Regions from separate parts of the Homo sapiens genome. Here region 2 is linked to region 1. Evidence: chromatin loops called from intact Hi-C (ENCODE). Cell type or tissue: PC-3. All regions are shown on one strand. Links, peaks and the distances in the headings refer to the core of each region. The heading gives the core; the rest is flanking DNA. Region 1 holds the start of IDH3A (isocitrate dehydrogenase (NAD(+)) 3 catalytic subunit alpha). Region 2 overlaps IREB2 (iron responsive element binding protein 2).

What was found. A loop is a pair of places that touch in the nucleus more often than their neighbours do. Peaks named below come from ENCODE experiments on the same cell type or tissue, not always from the same donor. Only the 100,000 strongest peaks of a DNase experiment are listed, where the experiment ranks them.
Region 2: a loop joins it to region 1, with 9 times the contacts of the local background. A loop is called at or near these places in 1 of 110 quality-filtered maps.

Annotation. Positions count from the first base shown.
Region 1 is chr15:78,147,202-78,163,706 of GRCh38, reverse strand. It overlaps IDH3A (isocitrate dehydrogenase (NAD(+)) 3 catalytic subunit alpha), which reads right to left and starts at 14,345. Exons shown (of 11, transcript NM_005530.3): 1 at 14,277-14,345; 2 at 8,432-8,494; 3 at 6,076-6,159; 4 at 3,501-3,615; 5 at 1,939-2,126; 6 at 1,340-1,473; 7 at 98-200. The coding sequence starts at 14,303. LOC124903534 (a long non-coding RNA gene) reads left to right here and starts at 14,488. Exons shown (of 2, transcript XR_007064725.1): 1 at 14,488-14,599; 2 at 15,975-16,505. RefSeq lists a silencer at 13,806-14,385. In PC-3, for the core only: no CTCF peak of the experiment used is centred there; no DNase peak of the experiment used is centred there.
Region 2 is chr15:78,446,754-78,463,258 of GRCh38, reverse strand. It overlaps IREB2 (iron responsive element binding protein 2), which reads right to left. Exons shown (of 22, transcript NM_004136.4): 3 at 172-337. Among named protein-coding and RNA genes, the nearest start is that of IREB2, 17 kb to the right of the region's middle. In PC-3, for the core only: no CTCF peak of the experiment used is centred there; a DNase peak (open chromatin) is centred at 5,918; H3K27ac peaks cover 450 bases.

The sequences.
Region 1 (16,505 bases), core at 2,731-10,730:
ATACATTTGTGCATTTAGTAATCAAAATCTGCATCCCCACAACACACAGACACCATTCACCATAAAAAGTAGCAGGTAAGTGTGAATATATACTTACATTCAAACATACTGTATCAAGGTACATCTCATTAAATTTAATATCTTTACAGCTTTCTGCAACTTCCCTGCATTTTTGTAGAAAAAGCCCATCTGACATCCGCCTGTATTTAATCAAATAAAAACTGCTGAAAAAAAAGTCTTACAGAAAGAAAAGAATCAAATCAAAGAAGTAAAGTAAGTTCAAGACATTTAAGTTCCAGAAGCCAAGCTACCTGATCCCAATTACAATAAAATTATTTCTTAGGTAGTTAATAAAATATAAGCTGAAAATGTTTTAGGATCCTTCTGAAAGTATAAAAGAGTAAAAATGTAAAATAGTTTGATCATAACAGAGAAGACTATATTTTTATAGTGTTATCTAACAAGAATGAAGAAATACCCACTAATATTATTAAAATTGCTTTAAAAGGTTAACATAGTAATTTAAATAGTTTTACTATTTTGCATGTTCAATGCTTTTCTTAGGTTAGGAAAACTGTTAATATATTCAGAGGACTTTAACAGCCTCTGGATGAGAATTTAAGTTGCTGGAGTAACACATCAGGTATTGTTAGCACTACTTTAAGCCTCCCACTATTCCACTTCTAAAACGTACGCTATGTGGCCTCTGCTGATGGCCACAGCATCTGGGGACCCCGAGGCTCCAATTTCCTTTCCTGATAACCCTCAGTCCTTCCTTGAGCTTCCAGGACCTGAATCACCATCCCCTCCTCATTTGCTCCTGTCATTCGCCCAGGGAGGCGCAGTAAACAGGAGACTCCAGGCCGGGCGCAGAGGCTCATGCCTGTAATCCTAGCACTTTGGGAGCCCAAGGCGAGCGGATCACTTAAGGTCAGGAGTTTGAGACCAGCCTGGCCAACATGGTGAAACCCCATCTCCACTGAAAATACAAAAATTAGCCGGTCATGGTGGCATGTGCCTGTAGTCCCAGTGACTCGGGAAGCTGAGGCAAGAGAATTGCTGGAACCCGGGAGGCGGAGGTTGCAGTGAGCCAAGATCGCGCCACTGCACTCCAGCCTGGGCAACAGAAAGAGACTCCGTCTCAAAAAAAAAAAAAAAAAACAGAGGAGAAAAGAGGAGACTCCGACAGAAGAGAGATGCCGTATCTTTGGATTGTTACAAAGTTCTTTTTCAAAGATATTAGGAATCAAGGAACAAGCTGAAGAGGAGAAAGGGAAGCCCTGTCACTGCTCTCCCACAACAAAGCAAGATGGGGTGCCGGCCCCCGCAAGGAGCTCACATGATGTTGGCTTTGTGCACCGCCGTGACGTTGCTCCGGTGGTTGTTCCGGGCATACTCAAAGGCAAACTCAGCAATGCGCTTGCTCGCCCCCTCGGTGATGAGCTTGATACTCTGCACGACTCCATCAACAATCTGCAAGACAGGAAGTCCCACCTTGCTGGAAAGAGTGTGACAGCAACGCAGTGGGAGACAGAGGGTGGGGAGTAGACAGTAACATTTGTGGCAGGCCTGCACAGTGCCAGCTAGCATGACTAATCACACACACTGCTACGACAATGGGGTTCATGTTAACTCCAGCCCTAAGAGGTAAGTATTATGAGCCCCACTGCACAGATGAAGAAAACTGAGATGCAGAGACAGTCATCTGCGGAAGAGCGCACCTGTGAAGTGGGGGATTCAAAATTCAGAGGGCATATTCCCAAGCTTGTGACGCGAACCACCATGCCTTACATTTGTTTGAGTACTGTCAGCCAGACACCCAGCACCAAGACAAACACCCACAACTCCTCACAGAGATAAAGCAGATCTGTCTCTGGGGTCCCAGATGCACAGAAAGCAGTCCAAGCAGGAATAAAAAAGAATCTGGAGTGAACATACCACATGCTCAATTCCACTGTATTCTCCTTCTGTGTTCTCTCGAATGGTCACAATATTTACATCGGTGTAAGGGGTTTTATAGCCTTCGATAGAGACACATGGTCGGACATTCGCGTAAAGGTCAAATGTTTTGCGCAGCAGTAAATTCATAGATGGGTGACCGGCTGCTATTGGGGTCTTCAAAGGGCCTGTTATACAGAAGAAAACCCAGATGACACTAGAAGGAATTCTGGTCTCACGTGTGACCTACTAACCCACCTCGGCTACCTTGTGAAATGTGTTCTGCCTCTAGTTCACTCTCTACCTGAGATTCAAATGAAGGAGGAACACTTCCTCACGGGAGCTTTCTGGAACATTAACTGCGTTTCTTATCTTCAGAACTTCCTGAGGATCAAGCATTGTAATCATGTGCTTGACATGATATAATCCTTATCATCACCCCGTACAACAGCAACTCTGTTACTGTCATTTAAAAATGACGAAAAAAGAAAAAATAAGAATAAAAAATTTGCCCAAGCCTTCTAGCCAGTAAGTAGCAGAGATGAGATTCAATGTTGGTTCTGTCTGTGGCTTTAAAGCCTATGCTTGCTCTGGCCTACAGTCTCAGGCCTGTAATCCCAACACTTTGGGAGGCCAAGGCAGGCGGATCGCTTGAGGTCAGGAGTCCAAGACCAGCCTGGCCAACATGGGGAAACCCTGTCTCTACTAAAAATACAAAAATTAGCTGGGCGTTGTGGTGTGTGCCTGTAATCCCAGCTACTTAGGAGGCTGAGGCAGGAGAATAGCTTGAATCCAGAAGGCGGAGGTTGTAGTGAGCCGAGATCACGGCACTGCACTCCAGCCTGGGCAACAGAGCGAGACTCTCAAAAAATATAAAAATAAAGCCTATGCTGAATTTAAATCTACCACATGCTAGTATTTTTGAATTATGGCCTTAAACATGTATTAATTAAAATAATAATAAAAATGTAGGCCAGGCACAGTGGCTAAGTCAGGCCTGTAATCCCAGCACTTTGGGAGGCAGAGGCAGAAGGATTGCTTGAGCTTAGGTATTCCAGATCAGCCTGGGAAACATAGTGAGACCCCATCTCTACAAAAAACTTTTTAAAAAATTAGTTGGGCATGGTGGCACACCTGTAGTCCTAGCCACTCGGGCGGCTGAGGTGGGAGGACTGCTTGAGCTCAGGAGGTCAAGGCTGCAGTGAGCTGTGATCACACCACTGCACTCCAGCCTGGGCAACAGAGCGAGACTCTGTCACAAAAAAATTAAGTAAATAAATAAATATACAAATGTAAAAATTAAGCAAAAGATATATATAGTTGAAGATTAAATAGAGATACTGTTATTTGGCATCATCCAGTAATACTTTAATGTTTTTTACTGGGGGAAAAAAATGTCCCAAATGAATAAAACATCTTACTATGAGTAGTTACTTCATAAAAGAATGGCGTTACCTTCACAGATGGCCAGGCCTTATTCAGTTTAAATGCATAAATTTTCAAAACTAAGTAACCCCTGTAGCGGAAATCTGTAAAAACCCCCGTCTCTACTTCAGTGCTACCTTTCAAGCCCATCTTGTTCTTATCCATGGACTCTTTAGCCTCTGAAGGGATCATCCACTTTCCTCCAGGTCCTTGAATGGCAGTGACGTTCCGCTCCTCCCACTGAATAGGTGCCTAGATGCCACATCACAGAGCACAGTGAGCTGGAGAGACTTAAAGGAAACTGGCATTCATACTGCAATGATGAACAAACTTTTTCAACTTCGTTTTTGAGATAGAGTCCCGCTCTGTCGCCTAGGCTAGAGTGCAGCGGCACAATCTTGGCTCACTATAACCTCCGCCTCCCAGGTTCCAGCGATTCTCATGCCTCAGCCTCCTGAGTAGCTGGGATTACAGGCGCCCACCACCACACCCAGCTAATTTTTTTGTATTTTTTTTGTAGAGACAGGGTCTCACCATATTGGCCAGGCTGGTCTCAAACTACTGACCTCAGGTGATCTGCCCACTTCGGCCTCCCAAAGTGCTGGGATTACAGACGTGAGCTACCGGGCCCAGCCCTTTTTCAACTTTGGATGTGACTGCTAAAAACAGTAAAGGTCCAGAAGGTTCCTGGCATGCAAGAAGAGATGTCATTCTCTAGCAGGCCCAGAGGGATTCTCTACATTATCTGTGCCCAGTCATCACTCCCAGCTACCACCTGCCCACTTATTTCTTTTCACAAGGGCTCTTAACAGTGGCTATAGTTAGAATATCATAAGTAGCAGAGGAATATGGTTCACAGAAACATCATATAGTACTGATACATGGATGAAACTTAAAAACATCATGCTAAGTGAAAGAAGCCAATCATAAAAGACCATATATTATAAGATTCTATTTATATGAAATGTCCCAAATAGGCAAATCTACAGATACAGAAAGTAGATGAGTGGTTGGCTGCCTAGGGTGGGGGAAGAAAAAGGAGGAGGGGGTAGGGAGGGAGAGAGACGAAATGGGGAGCGACTGCATAGGGTATGGGGTTTCTTTTTCGGTGAGGAAAATGGTCCAAAATTAGATTGTGGTGATGGTTGCATAACTCTGTGAATGTACTAAAAACCACTGGATTGAAAGGTACATTTTAAAAGGATGAATTAGGCCCAGTGTGGTGGCTCACGCCTGTAATCCCTGCACTTTGGGAAGCCAAGGTGGGTGGATCACCTGAGGTCAGGAGTTCCAGCCCAGCCTAGCCAACATGGTGAAACCCCGCCTCTACTAAAAATACAAAAATCAGCTGGGCGTGGTGGCAGGCACCTGTAATCCCAGCTGCTCGGGAAGCTGAGGCAGAAGAATAGCTTGAACCTGGGAGACGGAGGTTGCAGTGAGCCAAGATCATGCCATTGCACTCCAGCCTGTGCAACAAGAGCGAAACAATGTCTCAAAACAAATGAAACATAAAAATAAAAAATAAAGGATGAATGATATCTCCATAAAGCTGTTTTTAAAAAACAATATTACATTGTTTAAAATATATATATAGGCCAGGCCCGGTGCAGAGGCCAAGGTGGGCAGATCACCTGAGGTCAGGAGTTCGAGACCAGCCTGACCAATATGATGAAACCCTGTCTCTACTAAAAATAAAAAAATTAGCCAGGCGTGGTGGCATGTGCCTGTAATCCCAGCTACTTGGGAGGCTGAGACAGGAGAATCGCTTGAACCCGGGAGGCAGAGGTTGCAGTGAGCCGAGATTGCTCCATCGCACTTCAGCCTGGGCAACAAGAGCAAAACTCTGTCTCAAAAAAAAAAAAAAAAAAAAAAAAAAAAAATATATATATATATATGTATGTATGTATTGCATAACCTATGAATGTACCAGTTGGAGGTATAAACAAGCATCCCTTTCTCTCTACCTACATCCTTCATGTGTATACAGCTAGCACACTGAACATGTCCTAGGACACGAGCTCAGACAGACACGGTGCTGTTCACAAGCAGCTTACAGCTGAATCCACTTACAGAATTTTTAAATTATCTACCTGTATCAAAGGCTCAGCTGTTAGAAGTAATAACATTCCATTCTTGATAACACATCAGAAATTTTATTTTAAAGAGATTATTTCAAAAGCGCCTGTATAGATTTTGGAAACAGCAATTCTAGTCTTATTTTATTTTATTTTTTGCAAAAAGGTGGGTGATTTGGCAGGGCTTAAAAGATCTTAAACCCAAGCAGGACTTAAAGATCCACAAATACTGCAGTACTACTTTGATTACTTTACATATAACTGATGCCAATGCAGGAGTTTAAACTATCAACAACAGGAGCAGCCAGCCAGGTGCGGTGGCTCACGCCTATAATCCAAGCACTTTGGGAGGTGAAGGTGGGAGGATCGCTTGAGCCCCAGAGTTCAAGACCAGCCTGGGAATAGAGCGAGACCTCATCTCTAAATTTAAAAAAAAAAAAAAAAGAAAGAAAGAAATAATGGCAGTAGCAAACACTGAGACACACACTGTTAAAGTGACAATCGGTGGAGATTAACAACAGACCTGACTAAATTTCATAGAAATGGGTACAATGCATCCTAAAAGTTCACAGAATCCAACTGGCTAAGAAAACTTTTCAGTGAGTCATCATTAAATGTATTTTTTAAGCCCACTTACTTTGGCAGCATCAAAAATCTTCATAACTGCAGCTGAAATTTCTGGGCCAATACCATCTCCTGGAATTAAAGTTACTGTCTGAACCTGAACATAAGAAATCATCAAAGAAGACAGTAAGAATTTTTGTTTTTGAAGGCTTAAAAAAGAATATTTTGACAGAGAAATCCACTTTATGAGATGTCTCAGGAAGATTCAAATGCTGTTAAGAAAACAAACATACCTCCCCGGGGGTCATCAAAGGGGAGGCAGGAATCAACAGAGGAGAGACTCTGCAATCCTACTCTTTACCTGAGTTCAGAGGTTTTAAAAAGAACCAAATGATACTCTTTACATAAAACGAAAATAAATTAAACTACCAAGTAGATTTCCTAATTGATATTTCTTTTCAGACAAGCTGCAAAGAGACCAATTAATTCAAATCTTTTAAACCAAAGACAACAACAACAAAAAATTAACAATGTTCTCTCACTAAAATTTAGACGGTTTCTCATGAAGGCAAGTGTTTTCCTTTCCTTTCCATTGTGATCCTGGAAAGCTTCTCATGCAACTTCTTCAGTCTTGCAAAACATTTTCAGACACATTTCCAAAATATTACTGAGGTCTGTTTTGGTACTCAGGGAAAATCAGACTTTTTATCAAGAGAGCTTCCATTTTTTTCTTAGTTCCTCTATAAAACTGTCTGCTTAAATCTAAGAGTAATCTACATAAGCTTGGCAAAGTTGATCTGCAACCAAAAAGAATAGTATATGTCATCATACCTGCAAAGCCTGAGTCACACTTAGAATGACAATTATTGTTTTTATAATGTAACAGCAATGATTTATTCTAAGGCTTCAGGCAAAACGAAGCCAGCATTTCAAATGCAGAAATAAAAATATGTAAGGGAGAAGATCAGCACCTCTTTTTCCATTTGGGAACCACATATTTTATTATCTTGGGACTTTACCCCACCTAGGGGCTTGGCTTTTTTTCAGTTCTAGTTGCTTGAACTGCATTTTTAAAAAGTCACTAATTCAAGTTTCCTTGGTCCTTTGCCTTCCAATGATGTCTGCCCAGATACGTGGACTAATTATTTCTGATTAGTTTCTGTACAACTGAAGAAACATTTTTATTTTTTTCATTTTTCTAATTTTCAATTTTTATTTTTTAGAGATGAGGACTCACTACATTGCCAGGCAGGAGCACAGTGGCTACTCACAGGTGTGATCACAGCTCACTGCAGCCTCGAACTCCTGGCCTTAAGCAAATCTCCCACCTCAGTCTTAGCCAGGGCTAAGGCTCATACCAGTTTTCTCGGGTTGAAGAAGTCTTTAAAAAAATTAATACATCCTCTTATTTCTTCAAAAATAACCTCCTCCATCAAGCTAATTTTTTTTTCAAATAAATAGCCTGAAAATTAAATAATAGCAGAGAGCAATGATCATCTTATTAGCTTTCAGAATGCGTTTGAAATGCTAGCATGGCTATCCTTGAGCTTGAAGTGCAAGCCCCATCCTGCATTTTTGGCATAAGCAGAGCCAAAAGAACGCTTTGGCTACTTCTTCCTGTTCTCCCAACATGTAATAATAAATGTCATCCAGTCACCAGAAAATCTGCTTTTCTTCCACAATACAGAAAGTAAATGGAGGAAAAAATGTACTATGGTCTTATAAATCTTTCACGGCATAGATGTTATATGGGAGTATAGGAATTATGAAATCCAAATCAGATTCCATAAAAGGCGGGGCGGGGATCAAAACAAATAGGAAGTCACTGACCCACAGTCTTAGAATGTTCCAAAAATGTGGTATCAGCTTTTAAAGCACAGAATTCTGATGCTGGGAATTCTAAAAGCAGCAGATTTAATGAACAATAGATGATCTACTACTGTGATAGTCTACAAAGCCTATATAAGGCAAGTATAAGCCTACAAGGCTTATAGATGTTCGAGGCATTCCTAATTGGCACTCAATCTACTGGGTTTAGGGAAGCCCATAAAATAAAAATGCAAAGCAGGTTTTGAAGCTTCTCAACAATTTTCTCTCAACTTGTACTAGTTTTGAAAAAAGCTGTCTCACCAAAATGAGATTGTGAAATAAAATAACAGGCTCAAGGGTACTTTCTATTTTTAACAAGGCTCCCTCAAGATATTAATGTGACAAACTTACATAGCCAGCTGTAAGATAATTCTTTCAAATGCGCAAGTAACCTAACAGATTTGTGCATGTCAGCCAGTAATTTCAACATACATTATAAATATGGCCAATTTTCCCAAATTCTAAATGAATGGAGATAAAATGCTATATAATAAATATGTTAGAGCATCTTTCTTGAGAAACTTCTAAAAGGAAAAAATAAAAGACATAATTATACTCACACCACCAGTAAAACCTCTGGTCACCTGTTTTGGGTTGTGGAATGCCCCCAGCAGCCGAGAGACCTATATTAATATCAACAGAGAAATATCACACACAGAATTAAACCACATACAGTAAACAAGAGCGAGGAAGTCCTGATGGATGGTAATGCTGCAACTTGGCACAGATATATTCAGTAGCTTCCCAGGAATACAAATCTCATGTATTAGCTCAATGTGGCAAGCTATCTCAGATTTGAAAGCCTAAATACTCAGATTTTTACTTTAGATTGAGTACTGTATATTTTCAAAGTCAATTTAACGAATATAAGTTGTCAAATAAAAGATGTTGAAGGTAGAATAAAACTACTTTTTCAGCTCAACATACAGATTCTTCTCAGATGAGTGGATCATTTTGTGCCAACATTCTTGACCATTCGGTCAATTTAGGGGTAACATATATTCTAAGAAAATTACCATTAATTTTAGAGCCAGGATGTTCCTCATGAAATCCAGAGCACAACTCACTTATTTCTTGTTGTTGTTTTAGGCTTTTTGAGATGGGGTCTCCCTAGGTTGCCCAGGATGGAGTGCAGTGACTATTCAAAGGCACAATCATAACTCACTGCAGTCTCCAACTCCTGGGCTCAAGTGACCCTCTTGCCTCAGCCTCCTGAGTAGGTGGGATTACAGGTGTGCACCACGACACCTGGCAACTTGCTTATTTCATAAGCGGAGATGCTGGTCCCAAAGAAAAGCATTTGCCTAAGGTCACACAGCGAATAATTGGCAAAATGGAAACCCACATACAGGTCTTCTGACTCCTGGTCCAGTGCTCCTTCAATTATACATTATATCTATTCTGTGAATATTAAGAAATTACACTTTATAGTAAAATCTAAGAAAGTTTATTTAATACCATCTGATGCCCATGCCATACAGAATAAAGATTTTAAATAAATTACTGCTTCTTCTGATAATATAGGTAATGTGGTCATTACTGTCAGTTTGCTGGGACTAGGAAAAGATACAAAATATAAAATAAAAGTTACCCAGTAATCCCACCACACCAAGATATTACCACTGGTACGTGTTTTTTTTTTTTTTTCTCTCTCCAATTAACATCATATGCCAGAAATATAAATTTTAAAGGTTTATTATAAACTTTAATAACTTAGTCCTTGAGAACTGGTACAAAGTCATACTACATTATTATAAACAATATAAAAAAAGAAACTGGGTACATAGACCAAAGGTATTAAAATGCATTAAATTTTTTTTTTTTTGAGACAGAGTTTCACTCTTGTTGCCCAGGCTGGAGTGCAATGGTGCAATCTCGGCTCACTGCAACCACCACCTCCTGGGTTTGCCTCAGCCTCCTGAAAGTAGCTGGGATTACAGGGATGCACCACCATGCCCGGCTAATCTTGTTGTATTTTTAGTAGAGACAGGGTTTCTCCATGTTGGCCCGGCTGGTCTCAAACTCCTGACCTCAGGTGATCCACCTGCCTTGGACACCCAAAGTGCTGGGATTACAGGCATGAGCCACCACACCCGGCTGCATTAAATTTTTTAAAAAGTAACTTTTTCTCCTGCTAGATACATGAGCAAAGACACATTTGTTATATCCTATCTTGATGTTTTTTTCTGGGGTCTGAACCTTTGCTGAAATATTTATTGGTAACAACCAACAGCCAAGAAAGGTATGAATGAATTTTATTCTCTAATCTTCTGGTATCTATAGTCATGACTCTGCATTGAAAATAAGACTGGGCCAAATCCAAAAGAATGCCAAAACCATTGGCCAAAATGTTAATCCTAGGGCATGATTCATCCACCAGCGAGTGGGCTATTGGAAGGGAGGCCATTTAAAGGCTACTTTGTGACAAGAAAATTGACATGTGTCCTTTCTCCTCTCCCTGAACAAAAAAGAAGGAAAAGACATTCACACAAAACTCATGTCCTTGTGACAGAAGACCCAACCAACCAGGCTGTGCAACAAAGTGAGACCCTGTCTCTACAAAATTAGCCAGGTATGGTGGTGCACACCAATGGTCTCAGCTACATGGGAGGCTAAGTCGGCTTGAGCTCAGGACTGCTTGAGCCCAGGAGCTTGAGGCTTCTGTGAGCTATGATTATGCCACTGCACTCCAGCCTAGGTAATGGACAAAAAAAAGAAAAAAAGAAAGAAAGAATGAAAAAGACCCGACTCAAACAACTGATTTTAAAATGTAAACCCATCCTACCTGCATATGCTGGGGGCAGCAATGTAAACCCAGGAGTGTAAGGATTTGTGTTTTGTTCACTGTTGTATCTAGTGTCTAGAACAGTCCCTGGCTCATAGAAGGTATTCAATAATTTAAAAAAAAACAAAACAACAATCAAACAAAACTGAGTCCAGCCTCAGTCACATCTCTATCTGAAGAGTTTCCAAGCCAACAAGTAGCCTTAATACTTGCAATGATCTTCTTTAAGGACCAGTCTTTTCCATGTTTGTCATCTCTCTTGCATGATCTTAGAATAAAGCAGTACTGCACCTAAGTCATCACAATGACCCAGAACTTTAAGTAAAATAAAATTTTCCAAAGCACCATTTAAAGGTTACTTCGTGACAAGCAGAGCATAAAAGTGACATGAGGCCGGATGCGGTGGCTCACGCCTGTAATCCCAGCACTTTGGGAGGCTGAGGCAGGCAAATCACCTGAGGTCAGGAGTTCAAGACCAGCCTGACTAACATGGAGAAACCCTGTCTCTACTAAAAATACAAAATTAGCCAGGCGTGGTGGCACATGCCTGTAATCCCAGCTATTCAGGAGGCTGAGGGAGGAGAATCACTTGAACCCAGGAGGCAGAGGTTGCGGTGAGCCAAGATCGCGCCATTGCACTCTAGCCTGGGTGACAAGAGCAAAACTCCATCTCAAAAAAAAAAAAAAAAAAAAGGCCGGGCGCAGTGCCTCACGCTTGTAATCCCAGCACTTTGGGAGGCTGAGGCCGGTGGATCACCTGAGGTCAGGGTTCAAGACCAGCCTGGCCAACATGGTGAAACCCTGTCTCTAATAAAAATACAAAAATCAGCTGGGTGTGATGGTGGGTGCCTGTAATCCCAGCTACTTGGGAGGCTCAGGCAGGAGAATCGCTTGAACCCAGGAGGTGGAGGTTGCAGTGAGCCAAGATCTCACCATTCCACTCCAGCCTGGGCAACAGGAGCAAAACTCTGTCTCAAAAAAAAAAAAAAAAAAAAAAAAAATTGACATGAGTCCTTTCTCCTCTCCCAGCCCAAAAAAGAGGGAAAAGACATTCACACAAAACTAGCTTATGTCTCTGTGACAGAAGACCTGACCAATCAGCCTAGACAACAGAGTGAGACCCTACCTCTACAAAAAAAATTTTAAATGTTAGCCAGGTATGGTGGCACACACCAGTAGTCCCAGCTTCATGGAAGGCTGAGATGGCAGGACTTCTACTTTATAGAATACTCATATGCATATATATATATATATCTCACATCATTTTATTTATATAAAACCTGTAGAGATAGGCATTATTGGCACTTTTCAGATGAGGAAACTGAGGCCAGGTTCATGAAGCCTGGACCAAAACCCTGAACTTTGGACTTCAGGTCGTGGGCCATCTTAATCCACAACTCATTTCCTTTTTAACTTAAAAACATGTAAATAGTGTTGTACATGGGTTCTGAGATGGGTTTTAAAAAAAAAATCTTTTTTTTTTTTGAGACAGAGTCTTGCTGTTACCCAGGTAGGAGCATGATCTCCTCTCACCGCAGCCTCCACCTCCTGGGTTCAAGTGACTCTCCTGCCTCAGCCTCCCGAGTAGCTGGGATTACAGGCGTGCGCCACCACGCCCAGCAAATTTTTGTATTTTTAGTAGAGATGGGGTTTCGCCATGTTGGCCAGGCTGGTCTTGAACTCCCGACCTCAAGTGATCCGCCCACTTTGGCCTCCCAAAGTGCTAGAATTACAGGCATGAGCCACCATGCCTGGCCACAACCTGAAATGGAAACTCAACAGAGGAACTGTCCTGATTGAAACCGGCATCCAGCTCAGCACCTCCACCATCCTGGGGTCAGCCTCTGAGCCACCTTCTGCTCCAATCCCTAAAGTGAGAAGCTGGCCCAGAAGTCAAATGACTCTGCCAAAGGTCACACAGGGAGTGCATGTCAGAGAACCTCATCTTCTGACTCCACAACCCAACACTTTCTGAATACCTACTATGAGGGTTTTTTCATGCAGATCACACTAAAGGCAAAACAGATTTACCAGCACAATCATTATCAAGTGTTGCTTTAGTGCCTCACTGTGAAGGCAAATGTACCTACCAAAGATGAATTGGGTGTTAAATGTAAGTTCAGAGATTAAAGGACTGAGTTCAGTTTTCACAGTGACACAGAAGTTGCTTTACTTTTAGGAGCAAATGTGACATAAGAGTTATCATCACAAGCAAATCTGGGTCTGAAGAGGGTGACAAAGTAGAATCTAGTTATTGAACAAAAAAACCAGTTAATGATGCCCATGAAAACCACTGTCTGTTGGAGACAGATAAACATATTGATAAGAAAGCTTCAGATTTTTGTTTTCCTTCTGTACATACCAAGTGCTTTCACATACATTATTTTATTTAATACTCAAACAATTCTGTGATGTAAGTATAGATATTCACAGATGGGCATATTAAGGCTTAGAGATGTTTAGTAATTTGCTTAGGGTCACACAGCCAATCAGTGGCATTGCTAGGATTTAAATCTGAGACTCCTAAATTCCAGTACAGAGATCTTTTCCTTAAATAACAGTGCATCTCTGGACCTCTCTTTAAACCGAAAAAATGGGAGAAAAGTAGTATCAAACTTACAGAAAAACGTTAAATTGTTTATAGATTTCTAGGGGACCACCCTTTCATAGCAACAGGAGACTTGAGGCCTGATGGCCTGTACCATCATTTGCTATGTGACCTTGGGAAATGGGAACCAAGACACCTAGGTTCCTCTCCCTGCTCTGACACCGACCTCCTGTGTGACCTTGAGCAAATTCTTCTTCAGGCACAGGTTAGTTCCACTGAGAAGCTACGGAACTGCATAGATGATCTGAAACCCTTTCCAGCTCTGGCATCTGAGCTGTCAAGGAGAGCTAAAGCGCTCCAGATTGCAGGATTCCCACCAATGAAAGGTAAAAGGAAGGCTCTGCTGGTCTCTCTCTCCGAAGGTTCAGACGGTAATTCCGAGGTGTAAGATGCCCTATCCTATGAAGGGGAAATAGCTACAAGAGCACTAGAGGTCTGACTGGGAAGAGCGCCAAAGGGAAAACAATCTGATAGGGAAAAGGGCCCCCGGATTCTCTCACCTGGGAAAACCTCCCAAGCTCAACGCCAGTGCCCGTGGCACCTGCGGTTCCCCGGCCAAGGGCCGCGCAGACAGCGGATGAGAGGTGTGGGCAGTGCTGAGGGGATCAGTCCCGCAGCAGGGCCGCAGCCGGGGAAGCGGCCCGGATGGCGGAGCCGGGACAGAGGCTCCCGTGACCTTCCCGGGCTCGGCGCGAAGCCTGGGCTCTGGCCTGGGCGGATGCGGGTGACGGCAGCCGGGTCTCGGCAGGAGCAGGGCCGGCGCCCCCCCGCCTTGACCTTGACGCCGTCCCCGCCTCTGCGCTGCTGACCCGGCCCGGGGCGGCCCATACACTGCGAGCCGGCCACGGAGCGCGGGGCACGGGCGACCAGGACCGGCTCCCAAGCTGTCCCCGCGGGCAGCCACCGCCTCCCTGTCTGGCCCACGCGCCCGCCCACACCCGGCACGCGACCGGCTCTCCTGCCAGCCCTCGCGGCCTGCCTGCCTGCCACACGCCGGCCTGCCAGCGCTCACCTTAGAGATCCACGCGGGCCCAGCCATCGCTTCCCCTCCTGGCTCCGCAGCAACAGCCGCAGCGGCAGTGCGCAAGCGCCCACCCCACGCTCGGAGCCCGCCCCTGCACGGCCACGCCCCCTGAACGCCCCGCCCCCTAGACCGCCTCAGGATTGCTTCGCGCTCGCTCGCTGCCCCGCCCCTGGACATTCCGCTGGCGAATCGCCGGGCTCGTCTCTCTGTGACTGGCCTGGCTGAGCGCCAGGCGAACCCGGAAACTGAGGGGCCGGCATCTCCGGGAAAGCTTCTTCCTCCCCTCCCTGGTTCATTGACTCGCTGTTAAGGTAAGACGTTTGTTCCACACCTACTAGGTGCTGATTAATGTTCTAGGATCTTGGGGATATAGCGCTCCTCATAGAATTTACAATCCCGTGGAGAAAGACACATAATTTTCTTATTCCACAAATTTTGATTTTTTTTTTTTTTTTGAGACCGGGTCTCACTCTGTCGCCCAGGCTGGAGTGCAGTAGCGCGAACAGGTTCACTACAAAGCCTCGACCTCCTGGGATCAAGTAATTACTAAGCCCAGCCCAACTTTGTTTTTTCTTTTCTTTTTCTTTTTTTTTTTTTTTTTTTTTCTCCGTAGAGATGGGGCCTCGCTATGTTGCTCAGGCTGGTCTGGAACTCCAGAGTTCAAGCGATCTGCTTGCCCCAGGCTCACAAAGTGAGCCACTGCGACTGGCCGAATTTTATTTTTTACCAGCTTTATTGAGGTATAATGTATATATAGTAACATTTACTCACTGTAAGTGTACAGTTTGATGATTTTTAGTAAATGTAAACAGTTGCACAACCATCACCACAATCCAGTTTTTGAGCATATGAAAATGTTCCTTGTGTCCGTTTATAGTCAATCCCGCTCCTGTCCTCAATCCCAGGCAACTACTAATCTGTCTATTTAGCTCAACAAATATTTCTGAGGGTCAACTAGACACCAGGCACTGTTTTAAGTGCTGGGGCTTAGTGTCCAGTAGGAAAGACAGGCTTCAATCAAGTGTCACACACATGTCATTAAAACTGTTGCGCCAAGAAGCAAAAGAGCAAGGAGCTATGGCAAGGCAAAATCAGGCAACCTGATTCAAACCTAACCTGGAGGTCAGGGAATGCTTCTCTGAAGAAATAACATCCATACTCACCTTTCCCCTTGTCCTCTCCCTGTCCATCACAAACTCCTGAGTTCCTGCTGATGGCCAGGCCTCTAGCTGGGTGCCAGGGGAGGTCAGGTGTTTAAACCAGGTCTCTGCTACCCTACCCTGGGAAGAGTTCTATCCAGAGAGGAGCTGCCTACCCACCCAGAGAGGTGATGAGTGCAGTAGAGAAGTGATCCCAAGAGCTTTTATGACCTAAATAATAAACTGCAGCTAAGTCTGTGGCCTTGTCAGGAAGGAGGGCTTTTATCAACCCCTTTCCATTGGGCCCCTTCCCCTCATCAGGCCCTGGCAGTCCCATCCTGAAGTGTTCTCCCACAGTTCCTCCATCCCCAATGTCACCCCTGCCCTCCTTCGGGCCAGACCACCTCAGGCCCAGGCTCTTACAACAGCCTCTTCACCTGCCAACCTGCCCTCCCCTTCAGGCACAGCTCTGACCAGGGCTCGCCCCGGCTCTGAAACCTCCTGGCTCTCCCTTGCACTCTCCTCTCACACCACTGTCTTTTTTCAGCCTGATTTCCCACCACTCCTTCCAGCCCCAAAGACCTGGAGCGCCTGCCAACTAGGACTGCTGGCCAGCCCCCAAATGCTTCCCATATTTTACCTCTCCGTGCCTATGGTCGTGCCATTCCCTCAGCCTCAATGCCCTCTTGCCCCACTTCTACTGGCTGAAATTCTAGCTCCTTGTCAAGACTCAGCTTACATGTTGGGAAGTAGTAAAAGTTGTAAAAGCCCCCAAGACCCACGAATGTGTCCCCCTCTCCTTACTCAGAGCCCTCTAGCACTTGGCTCCCACCTCTCCTGGGAAACATCACATTCTCTTCTGCTGTGTGCCATTGAGAAGATAAGCTTTGGGCCAGGCGTGGTGACTCACGCCTGTAATCCCAACACTTTGGGTGGCCGACGCAGGTGGATCACTTGAAGTCAGGAGTTGGAGACCAGCCTGGCCAACATGGCAAAACCCTGTCTCTACTAAAAATACAAAAATTAGTTGGGCGTGTTGGCACATGCCTATAATCCCAGTGACTCAGGAGACTGAGGC
Region 2 (16,505 bases), core at 1,607-9,606, 300 kb before region 1:
CTATGTTGCCCAGACTGACTGCAAACTCCCAGGCTCAAGTGATCTTCCTGCCTTGGCCTCCCAAAGTACTGGGATTAGAGGTATGAACAACCACACCTACCCAAGAGTCTGTATTTTAAAAAGGAAACACACTCTAAGAGTTCATTCACAAAAAATAAACCCATTACTCACGTAAAATCTTGAAGAAGAACACGGGCAGGGAAAAAGGGCACTTCAACATTGCTTTGTTTGGTTTTCCAGTCTAAAATGTTCATAACATCTTCCTTCTTCATTAAAAAGCCATCACAATTTCGTACAGCAGCTTCCAACAAGACCCGTATTGAGTAAGGCAGAACATCTGATTCAAGAAAATATTACTATTAATAAGCAAACAGTCATACCTATATATTATTTTTAAAATGCCATAGCAAAAAGTTAGACAAAGACAAAAATGCACTGTTTTCTCAATTTAAACAATTCATTTTTAGTCTGACAAACTAGAGTGTAACACCATTCGTGTTAACATCAGGTGTTTTGTAACTGACTTTCCTGTACATAACCTCAAAGCCTTGAAAAAAGCAGAGATAAAAACCTTCATACAAGAGCTGCATTAATTTAGGAATATCATACTGCAACTATGACAAATACTTCATATTCAAGGAATTCACAGAAAAACTAAAAAAAAGCACAGAATATCAGAATTCAATTCAATAATGCAGACATCCCCTGGTATGGCAAAAAGAAAATGATTAAACTGTATAAATGTCTGTAATAAATTTAAAATTTTCCATCAAAAATGATTAAAGTTTAAAAGTAAATTGGAATGCCTGAGTGAGTAAAATTCATTTCACGAAAACTTTGATTCACTCTTAATTACTTCAAGGACACAATTGAGAAAGTGATTTCAATATTTTAAAATTTTCAATCATATTAAATTCTCACACCAGATTGTGCCACACAAAAGTGTTTCCTTAGGATTTAAAGAGAAGACTGAATTAATATGGGGTTAGTTGAATAAATCACTGTAATCCACACAATGGATTACCATGCAGCTGTTTAAAGGAGTGAAGAGTTACATGCTGATAAACAGTGAGCTCCAGAATATATATCATTAAGAGAAAAAGCAGGGCAGAACAGTGTTTATAGTATGCTAACTTTCCTGTAAGAAAGAGAGTTTAAAAACATATCCATAATATATTATTTTAAAATAAACATAAGATCATCAAATGTGTATTATGAGAAATATAATTTTAAAAATATATTAGCATGCATATTTTAACAAAAAGAAACAACGAAAGGATAAACAAAAAAACTAAGCATATATCTCACACGGTATTTCCACTGTACTTCCTTATTGGGAGTACCTTTTTGGTACAAAAAGGTATCACAAAGAAAGAAAACTATATTCAGTCATTAGTGCTGCTATTCAGAGATTGTGACTGGTGTAACAAGCAGCAAGCAAAAAAGTACTTTTTGTTACTATGGTTTCAAGAGCACAGAAGTATAAAATCAGAGTAGCTAATGAGAGCTAAAGTAACACTAAGTATTTTTTTGTTATTTCACAGGAGCGTTTGCATTTCCTGCTCACTGGGTGAGGTGGAGGGGGGCGAGGAGGAGGAAGTATGCAGAGAGAAGACTTCTGTGCCTGTGAGTTACATTAGTTCAGATTGTCTAACCATTGTTCTATATATGTAATTTAGTTAATACTGTTGTGTGTAAAGGATAAACAACTCCTAAGGCTCAAAGTATGTTAAAAGTAGAGGCAGTAAAATAATCCGTTTTTAAACATCCTTTTTTTTAGGAAGGCCTGTCTTCTGGGAGTGGTATTTGTTAACCTACTTCTAAGAGCTAGATGCAGTAATGTACTTAGTCACTGAAATGATAGAAGAGGGAAAAGGGGTGAAGGGTAAGGCTCTTTACTAGTGTCTCCATATCCAGAGGACAGGTTTTAGATTTTAACCATAGGTCTCTATGTGCATTTTTGGTAACTCATCTGTTTACTGTGAACAAAGTTCAATCTTTATTTTGCAACATCTAAGCTTTATAGATGTCCTGAGGTGACAATGTATGATAAAAAGCAGAGATAGTGAGTTAGCCAATTTGTAAATATCTTGGTATAATTGATGGAAAAGACGCATCTTGAACATGGAACTGTTAAACCACCTAGGTAGGGTGTATCAGGACTCATTCAATAGGTTGGCAGCTGAACGGCAGAAGGTAGCTTTGGGGTTCTGAACTAATAAATGTTCATGATATGTGAAAAAGCATGATACATACTGTATGATCTCAATCACATAAAAATGGATGTTATGTATATACACACACAAGACCTAGAAGGGCATGTCAAACTGCTTATGATTGTGGATGACTCTGTTCCTCATTTCTTGTGTTTTTCAGTTTCCAATAGCGCACGTTAATTTTTTTTAAAATGAAGCTTATTTTTAAAATCTGGAAAAAAAAATCACAGTAGCCAAGTTAAGTCCTTACATTTCAATTATAAACATGGATACGAACTCATGATTTATTTTTCTCTTCCTAAAAATTAGGTATTTTCTAGCTCTGTCACTGAAAATGCCTAGAATAACAACCCAACAGTAACAAACCCTTAACAACTGTTTGTTGTTTCTAAAAACTATTTCCTAAACACACACAACAGAACAGTTTTTCAGAGAAATGACTGATTCTAATCTGGAGAAGGATTTGTACAAAATGAGCCTGGATATCTTGTGTCCGAAACCAAAGAAGTTATCAAAGACTAATGGGGACACTAACGGGTCAATCTGAGCATCAAAATGAGTAATAACTATAATTCACCAAAATACATCAAATATATAAGTAGCCCTTAGTTCATAATGACTCTTAAAAAACCTTTCATTGATCACCAATGAGAGTTGCTAGGGCATCAACTCATTACTCTGAAAACTGACAAATAAAGGGGGAAAATCAATAGTTAATATTATCTTTCCTCCTTTCAGGTAACCAAATAGACAAAAGTACTTTGTTATAGAAGAATTACAGCTAGTAAATGTGGAAGAAACGATGTAATCTGAAAGATCACCAATGTGCAACACCTAATGAAATAATGGATCTAGATAATGGTCACAAATGGGTGCTAAAATCATTAGGATTTATGTGGATGGCGCGCTTACAAGCTGGTAACACTCATACCCACTTAGCATCACCAAAAGTAAGATATTAGAGATATTATTTGCCTCCTGATGAAACAAAAAACTACATGTTCCAACTAGGAAGTGTTCTCGCAAAAATAAGAACACTTACTATCTTGCAAAAATAAACCTGAATCTAATTAAACCTCTAGCTCTAACTTCCAGTTAACTGAAAACATGGGGGTTAGTAGGAAAGTAAAATGAAACCCCAAAGAAGCTATCAGCCAAATCTAGAATGTGGGACATTCTACAGGATAAAGAACCTAGGTTTTTCAACATAAAAATGGCACGAAAAAAGAGGAGAGGAAGACTATTACAGATTACAAGAAACTTAAAAGACGTAACAACCAAATACTGTGTTGGCCCTATTTGGATACTGTTTCAACAAACCAAATGTAAAAATGTATTTTTGAGATAACCAGAAAAATCTGAATACGAACTCAGTTTTAGATTTTATTAAGTGGCCAGGCACGGTGGCTCACCGCCTGTAATCGCAAAATTTTGGGAGGCCGACGTGGGTGGATCACTCGAGGTCAAGAGTTACAGACCAGCCTGACCAACATGGCGAAACCCCGTCTCTACTAAAAATACAAAAATTAGCCTGGCATGGTGGCATGCACCTGTAATCCAAGCTATTCAGGAGGCTGAGGCTCAAGAATTGCTTGAACCCAGGAGGCAGATTCTACACCGAGCGGAGACCTTGCCACTGCACTCCAGCCTGGGCAACAGAGCGAGACTCTGTCTCAAAAAACAAAAAACAAAAAAACCAAAACAAACAAACAAAAAACCCAATTATATTAAGGGATTACTTAATTTTGTTAGGTATAACAATGGCACTGTGATTTTTTAAAAGTCCTTTTATATAACAGCTATGCATATGGAAGAATATTTACAGGTTAAAATATGGTAAAATATATGAAACAAAAGATTGGCAAAATGCTGATAAATGGCTGACAATTACATGGTGGGTTACAAAAGTATTCTCACGCTACTTTTTTTTCCCGTTAAGAATATACTTATTGGCCAGGTATGGTGGCACATACCTGTAATCCCCGCACTTTGGGAGGGGGGACTGCTTGAGTCCAGGAGATCAAGACTAGCCTGGGCAACATGGTGGAAACCCCATCTCTACTAAAAATACAAAAAACTAGCCAGGTATCCTGGTGTGAGAGTGTGGCTCCAGCTCCTTGGGAGGCTGAGATGGGAGAACCACCTGAGGCTGGGAAGTCAAGGCTGATCTTGCCACTGCACTCCAGCCCGGGAAATGGGAGTGAGACCCTGTCTCAAAAAACAACAACAAAACGAATATATTTATTGACTTTTCTAGTATGTTCCAGCACTAGGTGAACAAATGAGACGTGGTATCTGCTCTTATGAAGCTGGCGCCTACTAGGAGATTCAGACCATAAACAAGTAAACAAATAAATATTTAGAAACAGTGGCAGGTGCTATGAGGGAGGTGAGTAGGGTTCAGGACAGAAAATAACACCCTTAGATGGGGTGAGTGGTGAAGGCACCTCTGAGAAAGCATGATGACCAGCTGGGAACGGTGGCTCATGCTTGTAATCCTAGCACTTTGGGAGGTGAGGCTGGAGGATCATTTGAGGTGAGGAGTTTGAGACTAGCCTGGCCAACATAATGAGAGGCTTAATTTTTTTAGAGAAGTTGTAGGTTCACAGCAAAACTGAGAGGAAGGTATAGAGATTTCCCATATACTCCCTACTCCCACAAGTACGTAGCCTCCCACACTATCAACATTCCCCACCAGAGCTGTATATTTATTACAATTGATGAACCTGTATCAGCATATCACAATCACCCCAACCCCACAGTTTACATTAGGGTTCACTCTTAGTGTTGTGTATTTCCCTACTTTCATGTTTGAAATTTTTCACACACAAAGACCCATAAAGTTGTACGTAAAGTAGAAAAAGGATTACAGTTATCAGAAATACTAGATTCAAAGCCTGTATTTACTACAGGTATGGCCTTTGGAAAGTGACTAAGTTGATACATTTTCTCACTAAAATGGGACTGTCAGCTACCTAACAGAGATGTGAAGAATATCTTCCTTACCTCGTCTATCTAGTTGGTACATGTAAAGCTCTCAAATTACAATAAATAGTTGGCACTTAACCAATATTAGTTTCCATCCTTACTTCAATCAGAAACATAAAAATTCCCCAAACCAAGGGGAATTACAGGGGAAAAATTTTTTAATAGAACATTTGGAGATAATGAGAAGGAAAATATTATCACAGAAATTATATACAAGATTAACCTTTTATTTAGATAATTATTATGGAAAAACAATCTCAGGAATATTTTTTGTTTATAAAAGTTATAAACCCACTAGAAAAAAAGTGACAGGGTGAGGCAAAGCCAAAAAAATTTTGAAAAACAAAGTATTACTAGATGGATGACTGGTAATGGACTGAGCAGAACAGAGGAGAGACAGCTGAAACTTAAAATGTCTACATGGGGGAAAGGCAAGCAGAAACAAAGTTTAGGAAATCAGGATTGCCTGAGATTTCTTATGAGGAGTGTTAAAAGCTAGCAGACAATGGAAAAATGCCTTCAAAATTCCAAATGAAAATAATTTCCAACCAAGAAATTTACACACAGGAAAACTATCAATTAATCAAGCAAGGTCTCAAAAATGTATTTCTCAGGCATCCTTTCTTAGGAATCTAGTAGAGGACATGCTCTATAAAATCAGAGAGTAAACAAAAAACAGAAAACCACTAAATCTTGGAGAGTCTCCAAAACAAAGAGAGAGCAGACTCTTCTACAACAACGGCTGTGCAAGCTACAATGCAGTCAGTCCCAGATGGACCAGAAGATGAAGTCCAGATAGCATGTCATCAACAGAAGAAAAAAAAATAACCAATAGATTACATGATTATACCAGGAGGAGGAATTTAGTTCTTTTGGAGAGTTCAGAGATGATTTATTCATAAGGACATAGAGTACTAAGCAAACAAAAAAAGGCAATCCATTAATCCCAGGAAAAATACAAAGTTATATGAGAGATGAGATACAATCATCATTACTACAAGGATTGGCTAAGAACATTTATAGTCATAACATAAATGCTCAACATTGATTCCACCAAAAATTATGAGTTGCATAAATATACAGAAGAAGTGCCAAATTACCATTTTCACAGTATAAAACTACTAAAGTCTAAAATCGGAAAATCAAGAAAGAGTAGTATAAGAAGGGCAATTTAACAACATGGAGGAAATTACCTGAAGAAACAGTCAAGAGAATTGAAAATAGTATTCTCTGGGGAGTAGAAATTGGGGACAGGGCAAAAGGCTACTGTTTTAGTTATAATTTAACAAGTAGGGTATTAAAAAATTCTTATTTAAAAATTAAAAAGCAATTATCAAATAAGAGTGCTACGAGAAAACACTAATCACAAATGTATTTTTTTTTTTTTTTGAGATAAGGACTTGCTCTGTCACCCAAGCTAGAGTGCAGTGGCACGATCATGGCTCACTACACCCTTGACCTCCTGGGCTCGGGCAATCCTCCCACCTCAGCCTCCAGAGTAGCTGAGCTACAGGCGTATACCACTATGCCCAGCTGATTCTCGTAATTTTTTTTTGTAGCAATAGGGTTTCGCCATGTTGCCCAGGGAGTTCTCGAACTCCTGGGCTCAAGCAATCCTCCCACCTTGGCCTCCCAAAGTACTGGGATTACAGGCATAAGCCAGCCACCACACCTGGTCCCACAAATGTTAACTCAACATTTTGTCATGAAGAAGCACCAACTATCTCAAATTTGTCTAAATTTGTAAAAGTAATGACTAGAGACCTACTGCCAGGGAAGATGCAAATGAATAAAAATACCACTGTCTCTCAAAACAAAAACAAAATTTCTTATTTCTCCCTGTGGTAGCCAATCTCCAAGATGATACCAATAATACTTGCCTTCTGATAGTCATGCTCTCATATAATCTGTATTGAAATCAGTTCTGCTTGTCTGACTCTATTTAGAGTATGGCAGAGATGACAGTGTGAGCCTTCCAAAGCTAGGCTATAAAAGTCTTTTGGCTTCAACCTTCCTCTCTTAGATTACTCGGTGAAAAGCCAGCAGCCTATTATGAGACTATTGAGCAGCACTGAGGAGAGGCCCTTATGGAAAAGAACTGAAGCCTCTCCATCATCAGGGAGCGCCAGCCTGTCAGCCATGTGAGTGAGGCCTTGGGCCAGGACTATCGACTAAGCCACTGCAAATTCCTGACCTACAGAAACTGTGACTGTCATAAATCTTTACTGTTGCTTTTGGTTTGTTATGCAGTAATAGATAACAAATATCTTTTCTTCCTCAACTTTTCCAACAATATCATCTGCAGTTGTTTATTTAGGACTAAGGGGCAGATGCAGAGGTGCTTTATATAAATTATTCCATTTAACCCTTAAATTAAACCTACAGGTAGATATTCCAGTAGAAGAGTTACAACAATAGAGAGTAAATTAGCAGATGTGAAAAATGGACATATGCTCTGGTTTTTTTCTTTTTTTCTTTTTTTTTTCAATAGAGATGGGATTTTCCTATGTTGCCCAGGATGGTCTCCCAACTTCTGGCCTCGAGCAATCCTCCAGCCTTGGCCTTCCAAAGTGCTGGGATTAAAGGCAGGAGACACTATGTCCAGCCTTGGTTTGCTTTTTCAACAATATTAATTCTACGTCCCCACTTTCAAACAGGTATAAAGTTCAGGAAGGCCCATTTATTTCCTTTCTTCCTCCCTACTCTCCCCATCTCACCTCTACATACGCTCTTGTGCTCCAACTATACCATCTTGCAAGCTTCCTAAACTTCAGAACCTCTCTGATCCCCACTCTTACCACATCTGTTCTTCAATACTGTGGGGACTTTCTCCTTACTCGTTGGCACCAGCCTATCCACGCTTTCCTTACTTAGGCAGTTAGGGTCAATGTGGTTCAATCTCTCACTTCCCCAAACCCTACATTTATTTCCTCTTTGTTCTTTTACCCCATTTGCCCAAGAAAACACCAATCCTGTTCTTTTTTCACCCCGTCCCCGCAGCTGGTCCACTCCACATCACCTCCCTGCTTAAGAACTATTCTCTCTTTTTTAAAACTAACTTTACTGGCTGGGCACAGTGGCTCATGCCTGTAATCCCAGCACTTTGAGAGGCCAAGGTAAGAGGATCACTTGACCCTAGGAATTCGGACAACCTGGGCAACATAACAAGATCATCTCTACAAGAAAATAAAAAATTCATCAGGCACAGTGGTGTGCACCTGTGATCCTAACTACTAACGAGGCTGAAGCGGGAGGCTCCCTTGAGCCCAGGAGGTCAAGGCTGCAGTGAGCCGTGATCATGCCACTGCACTCCAGCCTGGGCGACAGAGTAAGACCCTGTCTCTAAATAAATAATAAAACAAGTCCTAAGTTTATTAAGGCATATTGTATATATCTTATAATTCATCCTTTCCAAGTGTATGATTTAGCGATTTTTGTAACGTAAGTTTACCAAGTTGTACAATCAACATCATAAATCAGTTTTAGAACATTTTCATCATCCCAACAGATCTCTCATGCCTATTTACTGTTAATCCCTCTCCCCCTCCTCTCTAACCCAAGAAACCACCAATCTACTCTATGCCTTTCCTGGGCATTTCATATGAATGAAATCATAAAATAAAGTTTCTTATGCCTGTATTTTTTTCACTAAGCCTGCTTTTTACAGTTCATCCACATTGTAGCAAGTATCTGTAGTCAATTTCTTTTTACTGCCAAATAGTATTCCATTGTATACCAAAGTTTTGCCTATTCATTCACCCACTGCAGGACATTTAAGTTGGTTTCAATTTTCGGCTATGAATAATGCTGCTAAGATCATTTGAAAATCTTTGTGTAATAAATGTTTTCATTTTTCTTGGATAGATACTTAGGAATGATATTGCTGGGCTACGTGGTAAATTTATGTTTAACTTTTTAACAAACTGCCAAATTGTTTCCCAAAGTGGCTGCACTATTTTACATTCCCACTAGCAGTGTATGAGGTTTCCCATTTCTCCATATCCTCCCCAACATTTGTCACTGTCTGTCTTTTATACAGTACCCATTCTAACAGGTATGAATGGTAATTTGTTGTGGTTTTAAGTTTTATGTTGAGGAGGAAGAATGAGGAAAAAATTCCTAAAACATCAACGCAGAGAAACTGGCACTAATGTAAACACATGATTATAACCTCAATCAGGTCCTCACTATTCGAAATCCTAATGTTTCTCTGATCTGCTTATTTTCCCACACTCCACATCAATTAATTCTTATCTTCATCCACTCTCCTTAAAATTTAATCTCTATTTATCTTCTAGAGGACCTAGCCCCGTTTCCTACCTCACTGATAAATAGAAACTAACAGTTCCTACCTCTCAACTTCCTCCTACTATACCCACAAGCCTTGCTGCCTCTGGATTCACCCTTTCACCAGTTAAGGGAGCTGCGGACTTCCTCCTACTAAATGATAACTTCTCTATAGGAGTTTTGCATCCTATTTCCATTAACCATTTTAGGACTCAAGAGTCATCAATCATTTCCTCTCTCCTTTTTTTGCAAACTGGTTTGCAATTCAACTGGTTTCTTCCCATCAACATTTAAACAGCTCCTAGCCCCAGTTGACAACAAAAGTACTGCTTCCTTCAAATTCTCTAAAAGTGCCCACTTTTCTACCTTCCACTCACCTTAGCCCTAATCAATATTATTTCTGTCCTTAAACACGAATGAAGCAGGTCTAGCTAGAATCCCAACAGCCTTGTAGCAATATTCAAAAGAGCTAATAATTACCTCCTTTTTGAAACACTCTTTCTACTGGATTCCACAGCACCATCCTCCAGTTTTCCTTCTAACATATTGTTGGAAGACAATTTTCCATGTCTCCCATCTCACATTTCTTCAAGACTTGTGAACAGAGGTAATGACTACCTTTGTTCCAGACTATTTTTTCAGATATGTCTATATAGTGAATAGTTTTCAAATACACGATAGCGTCTTGCTCTGGAGCAAAGAGCAGGCATGCTTACTACCCATTATAAAAGACTTGGGTTTCCTAAGCCACAGTTCCTTTTCTGTAAGTAACACAACACCTGTGTGTGCAGGTGTTACCTGGCCTTCTTCAACATTACCCTATAGAAACTAGAGCTTGGGAAACCAACATAAATACTGTTAATAAGGATAATGCTTTGCTGTGAGTAATAAACTGTCCATTGTCTCTGATCCAGGAGTTGGGTGCCTCCTGCCAACATACATGAAACTACGTCAGGCTAATTTGTTAACTTCCAAGGAAGGTAAAATTTTAGATCCTTTATAGTTCTTTTTCATTTTTTTAAAATTGAAATGGGGGTCTCACTATGTTGCCCAGGCTGGTCTCGAACTCCTGGGCTCAAGAGATCCTCCCGCCTCAGCCTCCCAAAGTGCTGAGATTACAGGTGTGGGTCACCATGCCAAGCCTCCTTTATAGTTCTTAACACTTCTAGGTAGGCCTATCTTCCTTGTTAACCTCTACTCCTTTATCTGATATCTAAATGTAGGAGTTCCTCAGAGTTCATATTGAGACTCACTTTTTTTCTTACTCTATACTGCTTCCTCCAGGGAGTACAACTGCTCCTATGGCTTCAATTATCACTACATCTACACTAATAATTCCAAAATATTTTCTGTAGTCCAAGTCTGTCTTCTAAGCTCCAAAACCACATGCCCGATTCAGGAGGTGAACATGTTTACTTTAATACTGGTATGTTCCCAACTTCACTAGTACCTAAACTTGAACTCAGTGATTTCCCCTCTGCCCCTTCCCCTTATCATCACCTCATCTTCCATTCCCTAGCACAGTAAATAGCACCACCATCCTTCCAGATGTTTATGCCAAAACATCGAGGCATTTTCCTCAATGCCTCTCTCCTACATCTTTTTGTCTTCTATCAATATCACCATTAAATCTAGTCCCAACCACCAGTACATCATCTCTCACTTAGGTTCCCTAGGTGGTCCCCCAACCCTATACTGTGATTTTCGAAATGTGGTCCTAAACTGCTGATGCCTTAGCAGGACTCAAAGCAGTGGCACCAAATTGTACTACAGGTTGAGTATCCCTAATCCAAAAATCCAAAATCCACCAGGTGTGGTGGCTCACTCCTGTAATCCTAGCACTTTGGGAGGTTGAGGCGAGTGGATCACCTAAGGTCAGGAGTTTGAGACCAGCCTGACCAACATGGTGAAACCCTGTTGGACGCAGTGGCTCACACCTGTAGTTCCAGCTACTAGGAAGGCTGAGGCAGGAGAATCGCTTGAACTAGAGGCAGAGGTTGCAGTGAGCCAAGATTGTGCCATTGCACTCCAGCCTGGGAGACTAGAGTGAAACTCCATCTTAAAAAAAGAAAAAAGAAAAAAATCCAGAGTGCTCCAATGAGCATTTCCTTTGAGCGTCAGTGCTCAAAAAGTTTCAGATTTCAGATTTTCAGATTAGGGATACTCAACCTGTAGTACTCGTATTGTTTACTGTCACACAAAATACCAGTTTCACTTAAAAATGTCCCTAAGAAGCAGAAAAACTGTTAATTTTATTAAATCTCAACTGCTGAGGTCAAGTCTTAATATTCTGTGTGACAAAAATGAAATATATTTATACAATATTTCTACTCGAAAACAAAGTACATCAGTTGCTTGCAGAAAAACTCTTGTATGATTGAGCTGCAAGCTAAAATTAAGCTTTTTTTTTTTTTAAAGAACAGTTTTTCACTTGAAGGAACTGACAAACTATGGTTATTCAAATGTGTACATTTGGCAAAAAGTTTCTCAAAAGTGAATGAAGGCTGAGCACGGTGGCTCACACCTGTAATCCCAGCACTTTGGGAGGCCGAGGTGGGTGGATCATCTGAGGTCAGGAGTTCGAGACCAGCCTGGCCAACATGGTGAAATCCCATCACTACTAAAAATACAAAAAATTAGCCAGGTGTGGTGGTGGGCGCCTGTAATCCCAGCTACTCGGGAGGTTGAGGCAGGAGAATCGCTTGAACCTAAGAGATGGAGGTTGCAGTGAGCCGAGATTGAGCCACTGCACTCCAGCCTGGGCAACAGAGCAAGATTTGAATGAAATAAGCTTCTACAGTCTGCTCATTACATTATTGGTCTTTGAGAAATAAGAGTTCATCAAGTTATGCAGAACTTCCAAAGGTGGACACCATTACATTGTATATTAAAATACACACACACACACACACACACACACACACACACACACACACACACACAAATTTGTTAATATCACCACAGCCCTCTCAACTTAGGAGCTGGAGTTCCTACATAGCTGTACACTCTGAAGGCATCCTGCCTGTGCCAGTACCTGGACTGAGGCACCCCCGTAAAGAAGGCCTGCTGCTCTGACAGCACGTGGACTACATCTGTAAGCTGCCTCGAGGGTCATATATTGAGCTGTCACTCCTTCTACAAGCCCCGACATGGCCCATGAGCTCTGAAGGGCTCTTGCCCCCTACCAGCATCTGTTTTCCCAACGCATGCCCACACCACTAGTTCCTGATCATCAGATCCCTGCCTGCACTCCAGAGGGTGGCCTACTGCCTACCCAGCAACTCCAGACCAGCTCCAACCTGGCCAAAACCAATATACTTCTCTGTTATCTGTGGGCCAACCCACACCTATTCCAGTGAGTTCTGAACCTCTTCCAAGTTTGTCCTTCCTTGGGTATTCTCCCTTAGCCCTACAGTATTATATACAATTATCCTGTATTACAATTACTCTTACCATAGTTAATAATTATGTATATTAAGCTTCCTCTGTTTAACCTATTATGTGGTTTCTATCTCCTGACTGGACCCAAATTGCTACAACATAGTACTGTACTTCACATATACTTTCCATGTATGTCCCCATTACTAAACCGTGTCTTTTCTTTAGCACAGATGCTATCTTAGCCATCTTTCATTTGCTAGAAATATACAAGTACTCAATAAATATTAGCTCAATAAATTAAATCATATTGTTTAGAGACTCATGCAACAAGTAAAAAAAATGCACTGGATTACGTCTGCCTCTTCTAATCAGGAATTTCTAGAATTCTATGAATCCATAAAGCTAACCCTTTAAGGACAGGTAATTAAAAACGCCATGGAGGAACTGGGATGATGGTAATTTAAACTGGTTTAGTATAGTAATTCGTGTCATCACACTTCTAAAATAAGCTGATAACAATAAATATCCTTTTGATCAGTTACTTAGTGGAAGATCCAATAGGTGGTTCGGCTCTGAAAAAAAAATGCTGAGGTCTGCTATTTGTATACGGGAAGCATCCGATGAAAGGCAAACCAAGGCTCCCAAGACTGCAGATTCTACTATTCAAGGCTAAATAGCTGCTGCAAAGATTAGAAAACACAGTGTATCTCTCAGTACAGAGGTCACAAACTCTGTTTCATGTCTGCTGGCTTGCAGACATGTTTTGCTTGTTCTGCAGAGTTTTAACATTTTAAATTTAACTGCCAACATTTAAAAAACTACAGGTCTTTCAATCAGAAAACTTTACAATACCAACCTTGTACTTCTGCTGGAACTTAGTAAGCACCTACCTCTCTATATAGGACATGTGCCTTCCTGTTTGCCACACAATTCCCAGCAGAACATTTCACTTGTTTACGTTGCCTCTCTGATCCCTATAAACATGAGCTTGCAACCCCTGCTGTAACAGGTTTTTACAAGCATAGGTTTTGGAATCAAGATTTTTGTTCATGCTTCTGTTCCACCACTTAGTAGGTAACGGTAATTAGTTGTGGGACCTTGGCCAAGTGTATAACAGAGCTTATAGAACTGGATACGGTAAATACATACTCAACAAATACTTAAAAAAATTTTTTTTATTACTGACATTACTAAACCGGGAAACAGAATGGTATTGGAAAGAAAAGGCGTTGGTCTTGAAATCAGAAGATATGAGTTTAAGACTAAGTTTCCTCACCTAGAAGATATGTTGTGACCTTAGGCAAATTACTCAGATTTTTAACCTTATCTGTATTATCTGTACACAACAGATTTAAAACTATCTTCCGTGCTTATCATGAAGCAGCACACTGAAGTAAAAGGGTTTTGATATTTGCAGAAATGGAAAATTCCAAGTTCAAGCAGTAGTGAAGAAATTACCCATAGGGAATATTAGTACTCTAGTAAGCAGGCTTTAGATAACTACATGTAACAGAGAAACCCATCAGCCTGAAGGAAGGGGGAAAGACTCTGAAGCCACAGGTTCTCTAGGCCTGCCAAAAGCCCTCAAAGAGATTCCATCTTTGGAGTCCAGACTGGGAAAGGGGGCTAGGACACCAGAGCAGAAACCAGCCAGCATAGCTACAGGGTAAAGCTAACCCTGCTGAAGGCTAGGGGCCTGGAGAAAAGATAAGGAAGCTGTTCTAGAAGGCCCTGTAATCCCATCAGGCCTGGCAACAGGACTAACCCATGCCTATGTCTGACTAGAGTCAAGTAAGTGTTTCTGTCTCTAACCAGAACCAGGCGGGATAGGGCTGATTTCCAATAAACAAAGTCTGACCTCCACAGAACAAGACCTTATTTCTTCAAATAAATAAATAAATTCTGACCTTTTTTTTCTCTCTTTTAAAATATATTGCCATTGGGCCCGGCGTGATGGCTCACGGCTGTAATCCCAGCACTTTGGGAAGCTGAGGCAGGGAGATCACATGAGGCCAGGAGCTCGAGACCAGCCTGGCCAACATGGTGAAACCGCATCTCTACTAAAAATATAGAAATCAGCCGGGCGTGGTGGCGTGCACCTGTAATCCCAGCTACTTGGGTGGCTGAGGCACGAGAATCACTTCAACTTAGGAGACAGAGGTCACAGTGAGCTGAGATCATGCCACTGCACTCCAGCTGGGATGACAGAGCAAGACTCTGTCTCAAATAAATAAATATATACATACATACATACATACATTGCCATTGAGAGAGTCTGAGGAAGCAGAAAACAAAACAGATTCCTGCATAAGATTTTGTTTTTTCACCTGTACTGGCACGTCCTCAGAATGCCTATACCACAGCCCTCTTTCTAAAAAGTTCCTTCTATACCAATTGCTGGTGGGCTCTGTGTAGCCTTGCCATCCTGGCATGAATAGCTGGGACCTGGAGCCAGCCTTCCAACAGACAACCAATTTACAGTCTGGCCAGTGGCACAGGGAGTTCGCCAAGCACAAATGTCATGTCCAATAGGCTGCCTCAGCCTCGTTCTGTGATACCTTGAACTTGACTTAGGGAGAAGGCAGAAAACAGATGGAAACAAAAAAGAACCAAGAGAAAAAGAAAAGCAGAATAATGGGCCGGGCATGGTGGCTCACGCCTGTAATCCTAGCACACTGGGAGGCCAAGGCAGGAAGACTGCTTGAGGTCAGGAGTTCAGGAGACTCCCGTCTCTATAAAAGATAAAAAAAAAATCAGAGCGGGAGTGGTGGCTCACGCCTGTACTCCCAGCACTTTGGGAGGCCGAGGCAGGTGGATCATCTGAGGTCAGGAGTTTGAGACCAGCCTAGCCAACATGGTGAAATGCCATCTCTACTAAAAATACAAAAATCAGCCAGGTATGGTGGCACGCACCTGTAATCCCAGCTACTCAGGAGGCTGAGGCAGGAGAATTGCTTGAACCTGGTAGGCGGAGGTTGCAGTGAGCCGAGACGGTGCCACTGCATTCCAGCCTGGGTGACAGAGCAAGAGTCCGTCTCAAAAAAAAAAAAAAAATTAGCCAGGTGTAGTGGTGTCTTCTTGTAGTGGGAGGCTGAGATGGGAGGATTGCCTGAGTCCAGGAGGTTGAAGATGCAGTGAACTATGACTGCATCACTGTACCCCAGCTTGAGTAACAAAGAGAGATCCTGTCTCAAAAAAAAAAAAAAAGAAAGAAAGAAAAGAAAAAGAAAGGAAAGCAGAAATAGGGAAAATCAGCTAAGCCAGAATCATGGGTTCTATGCATGCCTACTGAAGGGAACAAAGAGTCTGATCTGACCACGCACTCAGATCCCCTCAATTTCCTTATTTCCTTCAAATCTTCACAATAAACCCCCCAATTTAATGTAGAAGAAAGTTTTTTTTCTTCTCTTCATTCACTGACAGAAATTGAGCCAACAAGAAAAATAATATCTACTATTGATGAAGGTGCAGAAACACATATTCTTCTCATTCACTGGTAAGCATGTAAACTGGCATTCTTTGCTAACACTATACAACAGATGTCCTTCATGGTGCCTGTCCAAACTGCTACAGTTCTCGGTGGCCTGTGGCCTCCTTGGCTACAGCAGCGACGCAAAAGCCAATCCCCTGGTA